Linked DNA regions of Homo sapiens: region 1 is linked to region 2. The links are chromatin loops, found by intact Hi-C in ENCODE. Cell type or tissue: natural killer cell. All regions are shown on one strand. Each heading gives the region's core, and the rest is flanking DNA. Links, peaks and the distances in the headings are about the cores only.

The links. Peaks named below come from ENCODE experiments on the same cell type or tissue, not always from the same donor. Only the 100,000 strongest peaks of a DNase experiment are listed, where the experiment ranks them.
Region 1: a loop joins it to region 2, with 5 times the contacts of the local background. A loop is called at or near these places in 2 of 110 quality-filtered maps.

Annotation. Positions count from the first base shown.
Region 1 is chr1:221,957,473-221,965,226 of GRCh38, forward strand. All of the region lies in intron 1 of LINC02257 (long intergenic non-protein coding RNA 2257), which reads right to left. Among named protein-coding and RNA genes, the nearest start is that of LINC02474, 5.1 kb to the right of the region's middle. In natural killer cell, for the core only: no CTCF peak of the experiment used is centred there; a DNase peak (open chromatin) is centred at 4,399.
Region 2 is chr1:221,774,729-221,782,482 of GRCh38, forward strand. No RefSeq gene overlaps it. Among named protein-coding and RNA genes, the nearest start is that of DUSP10, 37 kb to the left of the region's middle. RefSeq lists enhancers at 2,842-2,931, 3,002-3,051, 3,082-3,131, 4,182-4,231. In natural killer cell, for the core only: no CTCF peak of the experiment used is centred there; DNase peaks (open chromatin) are centred at 3,253, 3,583 and 3,983; H3K27ac peaks cover 3,224 bases.

The DNA of each region.
Region 1 (7,754 bases), core at 2,503-6,502, 180 kb after region 2:
AACCCAAATGTCCATCAATGATAGACTGGATTAAGAAAATGTGGCACATATACACACCATGGAATACTATGCAGCCATAAAAAAGGATGAGTTCATGTCCTTTGCAAGGACATGGATGAAGCTGGAAATCATCATTCTCAGCAAACTATCACAAGGACAGAAAACCAAACACCGCATGTCCTCACTCATAGGTGGGAATTGAACAATGAGAACTTGGACCCGGGGTGCAGCAAACCAACATGGCACAGCAAACCAACATGGCGCATGTACACCTATGTAACAAACGTGCACATTGTGCACATGTACCCTAGAACTTAAAGTATAATATATATATAAAAAAAAGAAAAAAACTTTGTTCCTCCCCTGGCCTAAAAACTTATCACCACCTACATTAAAGCTAATATGCCTGATTACTATTTTTAGCGAACTTATTTTATTAGGGCAGTTCCAGTCTCAAAAATATGCTAACTGGCACCTTGGTAGCCACATAAAAATGTGCTCTAGACCCAAAACTTACTGGACTAACTCATTATAAAATTAAATTTTCTTTAAGGTGTCCACAAGCAGTCCCTGGTCATGCCTGAAGCAGCCCTGAGAAACATCGCCTCTACCCCCCTCCAAAAAAACCCAGAAGGAACTTATATTATTTATCTTTCCTTATGACTTTTTATTTTATAAATACAAGACAAGAATGTCAACCCTTTGAGCCGGAGTTAAGCCACTGTAACCCCTGTGACCTACACATATACATCCAGATGGCCTGCAGGAGCCAAGAAGTCTGGAGCAGCCAAAAAACCACAAAAGAAGTGAAACAGCCAGTTTCTGCCTTTGCTGATTAACCAACCCTACAACATTCCACCATTATGACTTGTTCCTGCTCTACCCTAACTGATGAATTGACGTTATGACATTCTTCTCCTGGACAATGGGTTTCATGATCTCCCCACCATGCACCTTGTGACCCCCTCCCCTGCTGACTAGAGATAACCACCTTCAACTGTAACTTTCCACTGCCTACCCAAGTCCTATAAAGCTGTCCCTCTGGTATCTCCCTTTGCTGACTCTCTTTTCAGACTCAGCCCATTTACACTCAAGTGGATAAACAGCCTTGTTGCTCACACAAAGCGTGTTTTAGGTGGTCTTCTATACAGACATGTGTGACATTTACTATCAGGCTCAAATATAATTTGTCATTTTATAAATTTAAGGAACCAAAAATAAACTTCTGTTAACAATTAACGTTTCAGTATTTAACCTTATTTTGGAAATGACTCAGACATTTAATGAATATTTACTACTTAATTCAATATAACATACATTTAAGATTTCATTTATCCACAAAAGGGATTCTTAAGACGATTTTTAAAGGGAGAAGTTTTATAAAACATGACCTTTTTTTTTTTTAATCTGAGATGGGGTCTTGCTATGTTACCCAGGCTGGAGTTCAATGGGGTGATCACAGCTCACTGCAGCCTCAAACTCCCAGGCCTAAGTGATCTCCCATCTCAGCCTCTCAAGTAACTAGGACCACAGATGTTCACCACCATGCCCAAATAATTTTTAATTTTTTTGTAGAGAATGGTCTCACTATGTTGCCCAGGCTGGTCTCAAACTCCTGGGCTCAAGCAATCTTCCTGCTATGGTCTCCCAAAGTGCAATCACACCCCGCCCATAATCATTGAAAAAGCTTATATGTAAACTTTTACCTCATTCACATTCATCTAATTTACTCATCTTTAAAACTTATGTTTGAACTGTTTATAAAAATTGTAGGAGACATTGAAGAAAACTAGCCATCATCTCAAGTTATTTCCCTTTTAACTATTTTTACAGTGTGCAAATGTTAGGCAGTAGCCACCTAAGCAAGTACCCTAAAGTTAAATACATGGCTATTTTATTGATCAGAAGACACAGCTGTTTTTGTTAAAGCAAAAATATTAAACTAGTCAGATTTACCCAAGTCACATGCACTAAAAGGCATCTGAGTTAATTTCTACTTTTCTGATAAAATATTTTAAAGTGCTTACTTTTTCCTTTAAGCTATTAATTACAGCTCGTTAATATATTTTCAGAGAGAAATATCACATACACATAACCCATATGAACATATAGACACACAGACAGAAGCAGGTCTTATAGCTTTTATAAGATTATTTATTTCTCAATGTTAAAATAGTTTCTCTCTCCATTTTATACCATAAATCTCCCAATCATCTGTTTCATTGCCCTAAATAATAATTAGGCAACCCTAAATTTGCACTTTCGAAGACACGACTCTTAGGTAAAACAAAGTAGAAAATTTATATCTCAAAGGCACAGAACTTAGATCTCAACACCATTACTTCCCCAGACAAAGAACAGCATAGATATAGGTCCAGTTGAGACAAAATGGCCAGGAAAAGCACCTTAAAGGTAAGGTTTATTATGTAAACTTTATACCCATGTCTTCACCATTGTAAAGTTTTTAGGGGTTTAGGTGAATAGAGGGACAGGCCCTTACAAATGGAGGTTTTCATTATAGAGATAAATATCTTTTACAAAAAGTTTCAAAATAGCCAGTCAAATGTCAAAAGTTGAATTTTTTGGACCATATAGTTGATAGGTAGTCTTTTGAATTTATCTTACTTGTTAGTTAGATTACTGACTTCAGGATGAAGCCCTGTAACTAACATGGCAAAAAGGCATTTTCTATGCCTGGATTCAAGAATAGAACTTGATTTCATATTCCCTACAATATAAATTTTCTTCTTTATCCAAAGGAGTGGTTGTCCTATAATAGTGGGGTTGAAAATGGAAATAGTGGCTCTGGTGTCTACCTAGATTGGATAACAACCGGTAGAAGGTTAGAGCAGCTCCCTCTAAGGCCCATCAATCCTGATAGTTAACATGGAAATTATCAGGGAGTGAAAAGGCTGTTTTTAGGGACTTTCCTTGAAATTTTGGGAGTAGCCTCTTTTCCAATGTCCTGGTTGTTTGCACCAATAGCAACTGCTGTTTTAGGGGTTGCTTGTTGAAGAAGTGCTCTGGGGTAGACCCAAAGGCCATTCTAGGTTGTTGGTTGGCGTGGAGCTGAAACACATTGGAAATGGCTTTCAAATGCTCAATTGTGATTTTTCAGGTTTTGTTAGGCCTATACATGGACCAGGTAGGAGCTTGTCCAGTAATACCATTCTGCCTCTTTTATCCATTTCTGGGCTTCACCAGTTTTCACTAGTATGTGAATTAATTGGTAAAGATCAAATATCTTGAGGTCATAAATTTCAATTAAGACCTTGAATTCTTCAGAAACCTTTTGAAGGCCTTCCCTAGATTTAGCAAAATTTTTAACTATGGCGCTGAGTTCTATTATCACCTAGGGAGTGTAAGTCACTCTGGGATTATTTCCTGAATTTTTGAGTGGCTTTAAGCAAACTGTTTAATTGTGGTTTTATTTTGTTTTGTTTTGTTTTGTTTTCAGAGGAGAAAGCCAAGTCAGACTGAGAGTTAGTAGACTAAATACTCAGGCAAAGTGGGATAGAGAGGAGCAGTAGGAATTCTGTCAGTTTTACTGTTCTTGATGTGGATGATATCTTGCATTTTTAGCTTTTTTGTATGTGTGTGATGGCGTCTCGCTCTGTCGCCCAGGCCAGAGTGAAGGGGTGCGATCTTGGCTCACTGCAACCTCTGCCTCCCGAGTTCAAGTGATTCTCCTGCCTCAGCCTCCTGAGTAGCAGGGACTACAGGCGCATGTCACTATGCCCAGCTAATTTTTGTATTTTTAGTAGAGACAGGGTTTCACCATATTGGCCAGGCTTGTCTCAAACTCCTGACCTCGTGATCCGCCCACCTCGGCCTCCCAAAGTGCTGGGATTACAGGCATGAGCCACTGCACCCAGCCTTTTTAGCTTTTTATTAGTTCTTCACAATTAATTTAAAAAAAGTTAGAATTCTGTCTCTTTGAGGCTTCTGAATGCTATTAATAATTAGAATGACATTCTCTCTGCTAAATTTGAGAGACTTGAGATTTAAGTATGCTTGTCAAATGAACAGCCTTATTCATCTGGAATGTTCCATATAATGGCCCTGTAATTCTGAATTATCTTTAGTAAGATTTTGCCACTTTTGTAAATATTTGCAGCTTCCAAGGTCATAGCTCCTAGACATGAAAAAGGCAAGTACACCAGAAGGCGAAGTACTCAGATATTTATAAATTAAGGATCCCATTTTTATGTATGATCTTGGGTCTCTTAGAGCTGACATGGCTTTAGCTATAAGACCTCAGCATATAAGAAGAGAAAAAAATAAAGAGCCCCCCTTCAGTAATAACTACTTATTGTAACTGCCATCAGTTACCTTAAAAACTGCAGCTTTTTTGCCAGTGACTCATCAGTCACCACAAACCGAAAGGTCATGTGCCCTGCCACAGCACAAAGCAACCCTTGGTAACACACAGTCAAGTGCTCTTTCACTATATAAACTAACCCTTTGTACCCCAAAGGCCAAAGATATTAGGGAGCTCAAATGCAAAAGACAACAGAGCTCCAACCTGAGAGGAACTTACTTATGACTCCTGGAGCTCCATGAGAAAGACAGAGGAACCCCTTCACCCCCGCCCCTCCAAAAGGGACTACAGCATTTTTCCTATGTTTCTCAGAAGGTCTCAGGGTTTTCAGCAGTCTCCTTCAGTTTCCTTTGTGGTCACCAGATTTGCCAAAGGACAAAATTACACGTTTAGTTTGAAGATCTCGACTAGCTTTATTGCAATTCTAGGATTGGGCAATGTCTCATTCCATAAAATAGAATAAGTGTCCCAAAGAGTTGAGCAGAGGGGATTCATTTTATAGACAGAGGGGGTTGAAGAAACCAGAAGCAAAGAACAAAATGTGGACTCGTCCTTTGAAAGTTACCTCCCTTACAAGGTGAGAACAAGGAAACAGAACAATAGAGAAATAACAGATTTGTTAGCATCAGGTTACGTCGGGTTACTTTTGTTGTAAGGATTAAAACAGAGGGAACTTCGTTATCCTGCTCATTAAAGACGGAAACTGGTCTGCTTGGAACATTGGCTGTTACTGCTCTGTCCTGATTTTGGGGAAGATGAAATAACAACTTATTTTCAGTTTGGTGATATGGAACTTTGGCATGGGTGACTCCATTTTGATTTTTAGTCTGGTCTGTTGGGGCCTAATACAAAACAATAGCCTTTCATAATTTTTACTTAACATTAGGAAATAAGACACAAAGCTCATATCTTTATCAAATCTAAGGGTCTTTGGTCCATTGACCATTCATGTGCACTCCTTTTGACATTTTTCCCAGGCTGACTGTGAATTTAGCATAGTTCTGATTCTTTACTTGCAATAACAGCAGTTACTCTGTGACAGGCACTCTTCTCAGCGCTTTTCACCCAGTAACTCATTTAATCCATACAAGGTCCTGTAATAAAGGGACTATGGTCTACATCTTAAACGGGCAGTACCTGTGCAAGGTTGGTGAGATCGTTCTCCCAAGCTTGCACAGCAAGAAGGATCAGGATTTGAACTCAGACCCAGGACCCAGATGCTTGACCGATTAAGCCAGAGCAGCCTCAGAGCCCAAGTTCCAGAAAGTGTAGGGGAGAAAACAATAAATTTTCTCTTTCACCTTGATGAGTTTTTTCTGAGCTTCTCTGTAAAAAAGACAAATTAACAAGAGAAAAACAAACAGAATTCTGATAAAATGTGTACCTATGGGAGACAACCCAGAGAAATGAGTAAATCTCTGCAGCAGATCTCAAAGAATTATCCTAGACCTCACCCTTAAGTACTATCCTTCTCTGAAACAAAGAGAGAAGGCTGAGGGGAATGATGCAATTAAGAAATGTTGGCCATGGCTGGGCATGGTGGCTCACACCTGTAATCTCGGCACTTTGAGAGGCTGAGGCAGGCAGATCACAAGGTCAGGAGTTCGAGACCAGTCTGGCCAACATGTTGAAACTCCATCTCTACTAAAAATACAAAAATTAGCCAGGCGTGGTGGTGGTTGCCGGTAATCCCAGCTATTCAGGAGGCTGAGGCAGGAGAATTGCTTGAACCCAGGAGGCAGAGGTTGCAGTGGGCCAAGATCATGCCACTGCATTCTGGCCTGGGTGACAGAGTAAGACTCTGTCTCAAAAAAAAAAAAAAAAAAAAAGAAAAAGAAAAGTTGGCCAGGAAAAGCACCGTTAAAGAAGCATAATATTTGATAACTAGATTTAAGTTGATGCCTTCTCTAGGGAATTAGTTCTTCTTTTCTTTCTGATGCAGAAAGGAGACACCCTTACAATGGAGGTTTTCTTTACAGATGTAAATTTATCTTATGAAATCATAACTGTTTTCAAAACTAATTTGTTTTCAAAGCTTCTCTGTGTTTGCTATTTCCCAAAATAGCTCAAAATAATCCTTAGGCCAAAAAGGCATATTTGGGGTAGTATGTCCTGAGCCCCATCATTAGTCATCTTTATTACCCTGGCCAAAGGTCTCCTTGCTCATGACAGTCAAAGACTAAAGGACAGAGGGAACTTTTTAATAATGAGAGTTTGCTGACATGCACACACGTGTCATCCACTTTCTGATTAAAAAAAACAGAGAATACATTACTGTGGCCCAAACCTGACATTTTAAGCCATTTGAGATACCCAATAGTCTAGAAAGAATGCTCCTGAGAATTAAAATGAAAGAAATGTCTCCAACCAAATTAGAGACTACTAAATGAATCTTATTAAGAAGCCAAGTGGAAACCCTATCTCAGAGAACAAATTAGGACATAGAAATCAAATTGCCGGCCGGGCGCGGTGGCTCACGCCTGTAATCCCAGCACTTTGGGAGGCCGAGGCGGGCGGATCACGAGGTCAGGAGATCGAGACCATCCTGGCTAACACGGTGAAACCCCATCTCTACTAAAAATACAAAAAAAAAATTAGCCGGGCGTGGTAGCGGGCGCCTGTAGTCCCAGCTACTTGGGAGGCTGAGGCAGGAGAATGGCGTGAACCCGGGAGGCGGAGCTTGCAGTGAGCCGAGATCGCGCCACTGCACTCCAGCCTGGGCGACAGAGCGAGACTCCGTCTCAAAAAAAAAAAAAAAAAAAAAAAATCAAATTGCCATCATTAAACCAAAAACAAAATTCTAAGTCCCTCAACCAACTGAATGGACCCCCTTCTCTCAGCCAAGGGCCTTCTAAAACACTAAACCTGAAACACTAGTTCAGGCCATGATGGGAATAGGTGGTCAGGCATGTCACATTACACTTTCCTCCCTGTGGAATTCAGGCACATCTGACCAGTATTTACATTCAAACAGCAACTTTAAGATTGACAAAACAGACTCTTTGTAGCAGTAAGATATCAACATGACAGATGGCAGGCCCTGAAATAAATAGAAGTATTTTACCCCAAAATATATTTCTTTGACATATTTTGAAATGACCCTGCAAAGTTGTTTCTTGTGGGAAAAATCCACATTCTATAGAGAATCCCCTTCCCTTTCCAGGTCTTTTTCCTGATCCAGGAGAGAATTAAGAGTCTGGCACCTTTTTAAGTCTTATAAGAAACATTTACTATTATCTCTGAAGCCTGCTACCTAGAGGTTTCATCTGCATAATAAAAACCTTGGTCTCCTCAACCCCTTATCTTAACTCAGTCACTCCCTTCTATTGATTCCAGGCCTTTTGATAAACTCAACCAATTGCCAATCAGAAAATCTTTGAATCCACCTAAGACCTGGAAGTCCCCCCACACCTTTGATTTGTCCACCTTTCCA
Region 2 (7,754 bases), core at 1,679-5,678:
CTCTCTCCTTCTCCCTTTTATTTCTTGCTTTTCTTGGTGAGCTTGTTTCTCTCCCTGACTAGGAATAAAGGCCTCTCTTTGGGCACAGACAGCATCTTATTCATCTTTACATATCTCTTCCTGAGATACAGGCATAGTGTTCTTTATGTTACAGATACACACCACATGCTTATTAAACAAAAATTAAGTTGTGTACATAACTCTTATCACAATCCACTGATGCTATAAAACTAAGTTAAGTTCACCATCCAGGCTGGGCGTGGTGGCTCACACCTGTAATCTCAGAACTTTGGGAGGCCAAGGTGGGAGGATTGCTTGAGGTCAGGAGTTCAAGACCAGCCTGGGCAACATAGTGAGACCCCCATCTCTACCATAAAATAAAATAAAATAAAATAAAATAAAATAAAATAAAACGAAATAAAAATAAAAACTTCATCATCTCTTGGCTTTTATCTCCTTCTAAGGAGGTCCTCTGAACCTGCCCACTCCTCAAAATGACAACATGTTTGGTGTTTGGAACACAGAAATTAATCTTGTGCTTTTAAAATGTATAGTTAATGATTAAGGAAGCTCAGACTTAGCACAACTCAGGGTTTTCCCTATGATGCAAACCAAAAACGGCCAATTCAGTCAGTTCAAAGAAAAAATACTCCACCAAGTTGTTAGGTGCTTTCCATAAACATTACTGTGTACCAAAGGATTTCACCAAGTTGGTAATCGTGTTTAACAATCTTCCATTATAAATGCACCTAATAATTGGATAGAGAGTGGGAAAAAGACATTCGATTGACTATGTTTTGAAAATCTTGATATTTGATTGAATTGTATTGGTGGCATTGAGGAGTCAAAGGCTGCATCTTCTGGGTCTGTGGTCGACACCTTGGCTTCCCAAAATGAGGACGGCAGCTACACTGACATTGCTTGGGAGCTTCTTAGAATGCAGAATCTCAGTCTGTGTCCCAGACCCAAAGGTTAAGAATCTGCATTTTAGCAAGATCTCCAGGGGATCAGAATGTACACTGACATTTGAGAAGCACACAACTTAACCTCTAGCGCTTTGTATTTGGAAATATAGAGGCACCAGATTTCACCCCACAAATTTGAGCAGGCAGAGTTGGAGGAATGTCTCCCTGTAAAACAAAGTTAGAGGAGACAGTTTTGGGCACTGCCTAGCTTTGGAGCCCTGGGGAAAGCCATGGCCAAAGAAGATTATGAAAGCCACAGCCGAGAGTCAGTCTTTAAAAAAAAATAACAGCTTTCTTGAGATATAGTTTACATATATGATTCACTCTTTTATATTATACAACCCAGTGAGATTTTGTATATTCACAGAGTTGTGCCACCATCAAAAATTTTAAAACATTATTATCACCCCTAAAAGAAATCCGTACCCATTAGCCATCAGTTTCCAATACCCTCATCAACTCCCCACGCTGGGCAACCACTAATCTACTTTGCATCTATATACATTTGCCTAATCTGGCTTTTCGTCTAAACGGAATAATACATAATGTGGGCTTTTGTGACTGGCTTCTTTCACTTAAAATAATGTTTTCAGGGTTTTGCCATGTTGCAGCATGTGTCAGCTCTTCATACCTTTTGACAGCCCGATAATATTCCATTGCACGGATTATACATTTTGCTTATCCACTCGTCTATTGATGGACATCTGGATTGTTTCCAGTGTTTAACCATCATGAATAAAGATGCTATGCACATTGGTTTACAAATTTTAGGTGTGAACATAAATTTTTACTGGAGAAAGTTTTTTTTTTTTTCTTAAGTGAAAGCAAGTTTGTTAAGAAAGTAAAGGAATAAACAATGGCTACTCCATAGGCAGAGTAGCCCTGAGGGCTTCTGGTTGCCCGTTTTTATGGTTGTTTCCTGATTATAGGCTAAACAAGGAATGGATTATTCACAAGTCTTCCAGGAAAGAGGTGGACAATTCCCAGAACTGAGGGTTCCTCCCCATTTTAGATCATACAGGGTAACTTCCTGATGTTGCCATGGCATCTGTAATTTGTCATGGCGCTAGTGGGTGTGTAGCAGTGAGAACAACCTGAGACAGTTTTGACCCTTAAACAAAGTGGGTGATATGGCTGTCAGCAAGAGAAAGGCAGGTAGGCAGGACTTCTGGGAGGAACAGCCACCTGCTCAGGAAGAAACCCTTCCACCCCAGCTCTTCCACTACCTGTGCAACCACCAGCAAATCACGAGATATCTCAGATCCACGTCTGCAAAACGGACATAAATCTTAGCCACATTGACCTCACACTTCCTTTTTTTTTGTGTTTCATATGGGATAATTAGCATAAAGCTGTTTTCAAAGGAAAAATACTACACAAAGACCCAACAGGATAGTTGTTCTTATCACATCACTGTCATTTTGGCAATTCTTGAAATTGCCAGTACCTAGTGAGCTAATGACCTTCTCACTCAGAACCAGGGAAGGAGAATCACACTCAGGCCTTTCTCTCTGGTGCCTGAAAAGATTTTCAGTACAGTAGAGATGTGATCTCATTGTGACTCTCAGAAGCTGTGCTTAGGCTTTCAGTCAATAGGCAACCTCTTTGGGGATAAAAGAACCATCTTATTCACAATGGCTTGCTGTACAAAAAAAATTAGAATAAAAGAATTATTTAATTCGTTGATTTATTCACTACTTTTTAGCATTTATGATGTGCTCAGCAGTGAGTTGTGTGCTTATAGAGGGTGGTGGAATGAGCGGCGGTAATATAAGAAAGTACTTGAAATTTGATGCTGCTTTTAGGGGAAGCCAATGTGGCCACTTCTGCTTTCTTATTGACTATTGGAAATGTAGTACAGTACTAGTAATTGTACTCTGGAATGGGCCAGTGGAAGCCAATTCGGAAAAAGCGGTCCAAGGAAGACTATAATGCTTGGAAGGAGAAGGGGAAAATGACAGAGGAAAAGAAGAGAAAAGATGGAGAGAGAGAAAGAGAAGAGAGAAAAAAGAAATTATAACTTCTTCCACCTTTAAGGAAGTGATGAGCCCACATATAGCCCAGGTGATTTTGAGCTAAATATAAAGCTTGTGAATTCCCCCCAGTGCCCAATTTGGCCCCTAGAGGTGGAGACAAGTTCAGTGGCCACAAAACCAGAGACTCTAAGTTCATAGAAGGGAGGAGAGAATGGTAGATGTGTGGGAGCAGGGAATTTACCTGCTTCCTGTTTCGGCCCCTTTTGCTAAAGTGAAATGCTGTGGTTTTGCTGGTTATACTTGTTAATACAATTCCCTCCCCTTGCAGGATATGTGTGTGGTAACGGCACCATCTGGGTTAGCGAAATAGATACTCCGAGGTATAACACACTAAACACAGCAGGATGTTTATAAAATTCTTAATCTGGGCCCTTTGGACCACCAAGAATAGACATAGAGATTATACAAGCAAATTACTAAATCAGGCTGAAACCAGACATATAAGCATTTTCATAAATACTTAAAAATTTACCTATACCACGAGAGGCCAACTCTCAGACCATTCTCTGAGAAATACTAGACCACCCTGAGATGCTGGTACCTTAAGCACACATTGTCTCTTCTTGTTATGTGGTCATCACCACCAGGATATCCGCCCCTCTCCTGCCCTGAACATCTAGAGCAATTTGGCTGGGCACAGTGTTCTTTCCAGAACATTTGATTGCTATACTTACATAAGGAGAAAACTCTATTTTCATTTGAAGACTTCAGACCTCCTTCACAAAGTGATACTGCAGTGAGGAAAAAATGCAAACTGAGGAGCCACGAAAGCTTGCAGCTGAAACAGTGGGGTCTTAGACAAATGATTTTGCCTCCTCATCTGTACCACAATAATAAGAAAGTTCATCCGACAGAAGTATTTGAAAAAAGCATCTGCTTTCATGTCTGGCACATAGTAGGCATTCCAAGAAGGCTAGTAGCTCTTACCCACGCCCCTTTTGAGGTGATTTTCGCTTACAACCAAGCCAGAAGGAAGTCATAAAGCTCACGGGCCTTACATAGAGAGGAAGCATCAGAGAGTTCTCACTCACAGCCCTCACTGCTCAGTGCAGGAGCCGCCCCAGTTGACAGGACTCACTTCCTCTGTCTACACTCCCAAACCTTCTGTGCCCAGCAGTGTGTGCACATCTGTCTACACTGAGCTCTAACCAGAGTGCCTGGTTGGGGTCATGACCTGGCTCATTCAGCAGCATGAGCTGGAAAGGACTTTGGCTAATAGGACACCTGGTATCCAATAAATTCCCCACCCTGTATTTGTGACTGCTAAAAAGCCGAGTACAGATGATAGGCAATTCATTTTGATGGTAAAGAGTGGCCCGTTCAGGGGAGAAAAAGGGAGTCCCCTAAAGAGACCCTGGGTGCTCAATGCCAGGAGCAGAGTGAGCTTGTGTACGGGATGTGTGCTAAGGATGTGTATAGCATGGTGAGTTACATTTTTAAAAAATCACAAAAAATGTACAGGTCTAGGGCTGAAAGTTCTTAGAGCTGCCTCACAAGAGTTGAGGTCCTTTCCCATTGTTTGCAATCTCAGATTGGTTCTTCTTCCCAGGGGCACATGGCACATAGCACTTTGGTGATGGGGACTGCTTTGCTGATGTCAGGGTCAAGGGGTGCATGGACCATGGGCAGAGTGCTGGGCTCAGCCAAATGGTTCTGGGTAGGTCTTGCCTCTTGTAGCTTCAGTTTTCTCTTTTGTCTGGTGAAGTTATTACGAAAACTCATCTCTAGCCTTGGCTTATGGGATAATATTCTTGATAGGACTTTGAAAATTTGAGATTTTGATAGAAGTGTAAGGGAGCAATTTTTTAGATTGGTTCTATGTGCCAAGGGGGAGAGGGCAAACAAAGGCACATTGGGGTGCTGGTTATGAGTTTGCTTGCACACTCGCAGTGTTCTCTTCCCTGGTCTGGGGCATTGTGTCTGTTCACACAGTTGAAAACCAATGGTGGCCGTGGGCAGCCCTGGACCTCCTAAGGACACAAGGCGAAACCAACCACCTAGCCACAAAACAGACGCAACCAGAGCCTAGCTAGCTCTCCAGCCTCTGGGCTCTCCCTGCATGGACGGCCACTCTACCTACCTCTAAGACCTATCTGGGCTTGGAAAAGGAAGCTCCTGAGCAGCCTCAGCCCTGATGGTGAACTCAGCATCAAGCCACAGCTTCTATCAGTCAGCCTGGAGAAAGCAGGCCCAGAGATGCACATTAGGATCCTGCCTGGCTCACAAATTCCTCTGCAGTGAAGTGACAGGAGTCAAGCTAGTATTGCAGCCTGAGTCATGTCACCTCCCTTGCAGGTTTCCTTAAGGTCATGAGTCTCCTGTGCATGGATTCATAATCCATGATCCAGTTTGAGTAAGTTGGCCCATGGTTTAGGCTTTGGTCCCCAAGCTTCTGTTTTGATATCTGTCTGCTATTCCCTGTCCTTCCCCTGCAACAATCCCATCCTCAAATCCAGTTTTCCTGCATTTCCAAATAGCACCTTCTCCGCTATGGTAGACAGCTTCAAGGTAGTCCCCACTCATCCTCACCTTGAAGCCATACCCTTGAGCAGTTTGCTCTCACATTCACTCGGGGTGACCTGTGTGACCACAGTAGCATGCAGCTGACGTGACAATGTACAACCTCTGAGGTGAGGTCATGGGAGATGTCGCGGCTTCTGTCTTGTGCCCTTGGACCCATCCCCCTGGGGAAACCAGCCACCTTGCCATCAGCCCCAGCAGCCTTGTGGGAGGTTCCCTGGGGAGGAACCAGAGCTGTCCACGAAGGGTCAGGAGCCACCTTGGAAGCAGATCCCAGGGTCCAGGCAAGCCTTCATAAGACTGTATCTGGCCGACATTTGATTGTGACCTCATGTGAGACTTTGGGCCAGAACCACCAACAAAGCTGCTCCTGAATTCCCAATTCACAGAAACCGTTAGAGAATAATTATTTTAAGTTACAAAATTTAGGGGCTACTTGTCAAACAGATAACAGAACCAGAGAATAGATAACCAATACACCTGCTTCTCTAGTTTCCTTAAGGCAGTGCTCCACCTACCCATTGAACACCCCATTATACTCAGGGAAGATGACCCCCAAACCCTATCACCTCTCACCCGATCATGTGCTAGTGATTACTGTGCTAGTACTTGCTAATTCTATTCCATTCCTATTACTCCGTCTTGCTGTGAGTACAAAAGCCAGGCTTTTCTATGAGTTCTGAAATAACAGTGTAATGAGGCAAATTCAAACTAGCACTAAGAAGATACTCAGAAGGGTAAAGTTCCCAGGACACAGACAACCCTATAGACTAGGCTTGCTCTAAGTGTTAATCCCTTTGCAGATACATTCTGTAGGTAAGAAGGCAAATGCCTTTTCCAAAAGGGCCTGTGTCCATTTCACAGATGAGGAAACTGGGACTTATGCAGAGCCTTGCTAGGCTTGGTGTATGTGAGGGCTCAGCACACTGGTTGACCAGCCTGCTGTGGGGTCTCTGTCTTACCCATGAGTCATGCTTTCTGCTTCCAGGGATGCAGTCTGGTATTGAGCCACTTATGGCCTTTTTCCCTCAATACACTTGACCCAGTTCACTTTGGGGAAACTGAAGTGAAACTGCATGATATCATCTGGCCGTTGCCCAACTGCAAACTGCCCTGTCCCTCCAGGTTGCACAGTTGCAGAGGGATTGTCACCTGATGCAGCTGGACCCTCTGGGAAAGGAGGAGAAGCCGGGGGTAAAGGCGAGCAAGGCAGAGGCATTGAAACCAGAGCCAAGCACCAGTGCGTGCAGCCCTGATACAGGCCCCACCATTAGCTGACAAATTGGAATAAATAAATATGATAAATCATCTCCCCAGCCATCTTGTGAAAGGGCTTCCGAAATGCAGTGTCATTATCGGTTCCCTTACTGGTGTTCTTACAGATACATTTTAAAATGTCAACCTGAAATGGAAGCTCCAAGCCTCAAACGTTACAGAAAAATGGATTTTGTAACAAGACACTTTCTCATTTGGGCTCCTTCTCTCTGCCTCCTGCAAAAATGCTCTCTTGAGCTGACTGAAATCTGTAGTTAAATAATAGTAAGGCAAGAGGTAAATTGAAGCAGAGAAAGGTCTAGAAACAGCTTGCTATTGCAAAAAGATGGCAAGTCACAGAAAGGAAGGAAGATGACCATTCAAGATGGACATGGGCAAGCCTAGGAGACCTGTGTGTGGCAGTGGCTGTCCTGAGGGGTGGAAGTCGGGGTAAGTGATGGGAGAACCATGAGTACTCACCAACCTGCCCCACCTCTAGCCTCTTCTCCAGAACCGGTTTTCCTTTCTCCCCCTGAATTTGAATGAGAAATGTGAGGTGTCAAGTATATCCATGAAACCTCAAGAATATATGACATACCATTTTTGAATTCAGAGTTGGAAGCTGCCCTGAGGACAACGTGGTCCTCAATATGGTGCTGGGCCTGAAGGCCATTCCACTTTGCAGGAAAAAAGCTTTGGGGACACCTTCTCTGGTGGGGGCCAGTATTTGTTGAGGTCCTGCAGCACTGTCCAGGTGTCAAACATACCTTGGCCACAACACTGATTCATTGGCGTTTTTGAAAGAAACATATCTTGTCTACAAGAACGGGCATCTGTGTTCTCTGACCACCTGAGAGCATGATAAACAATGTTAAGAGTAGCAGCTAATACTTAGATAGCACTAACGGTGCAAGCAATGTTCTAAGTAAAGTATGATTATTATCTCATTTAGTTCTCACAACAAATTGATGATGGAAGA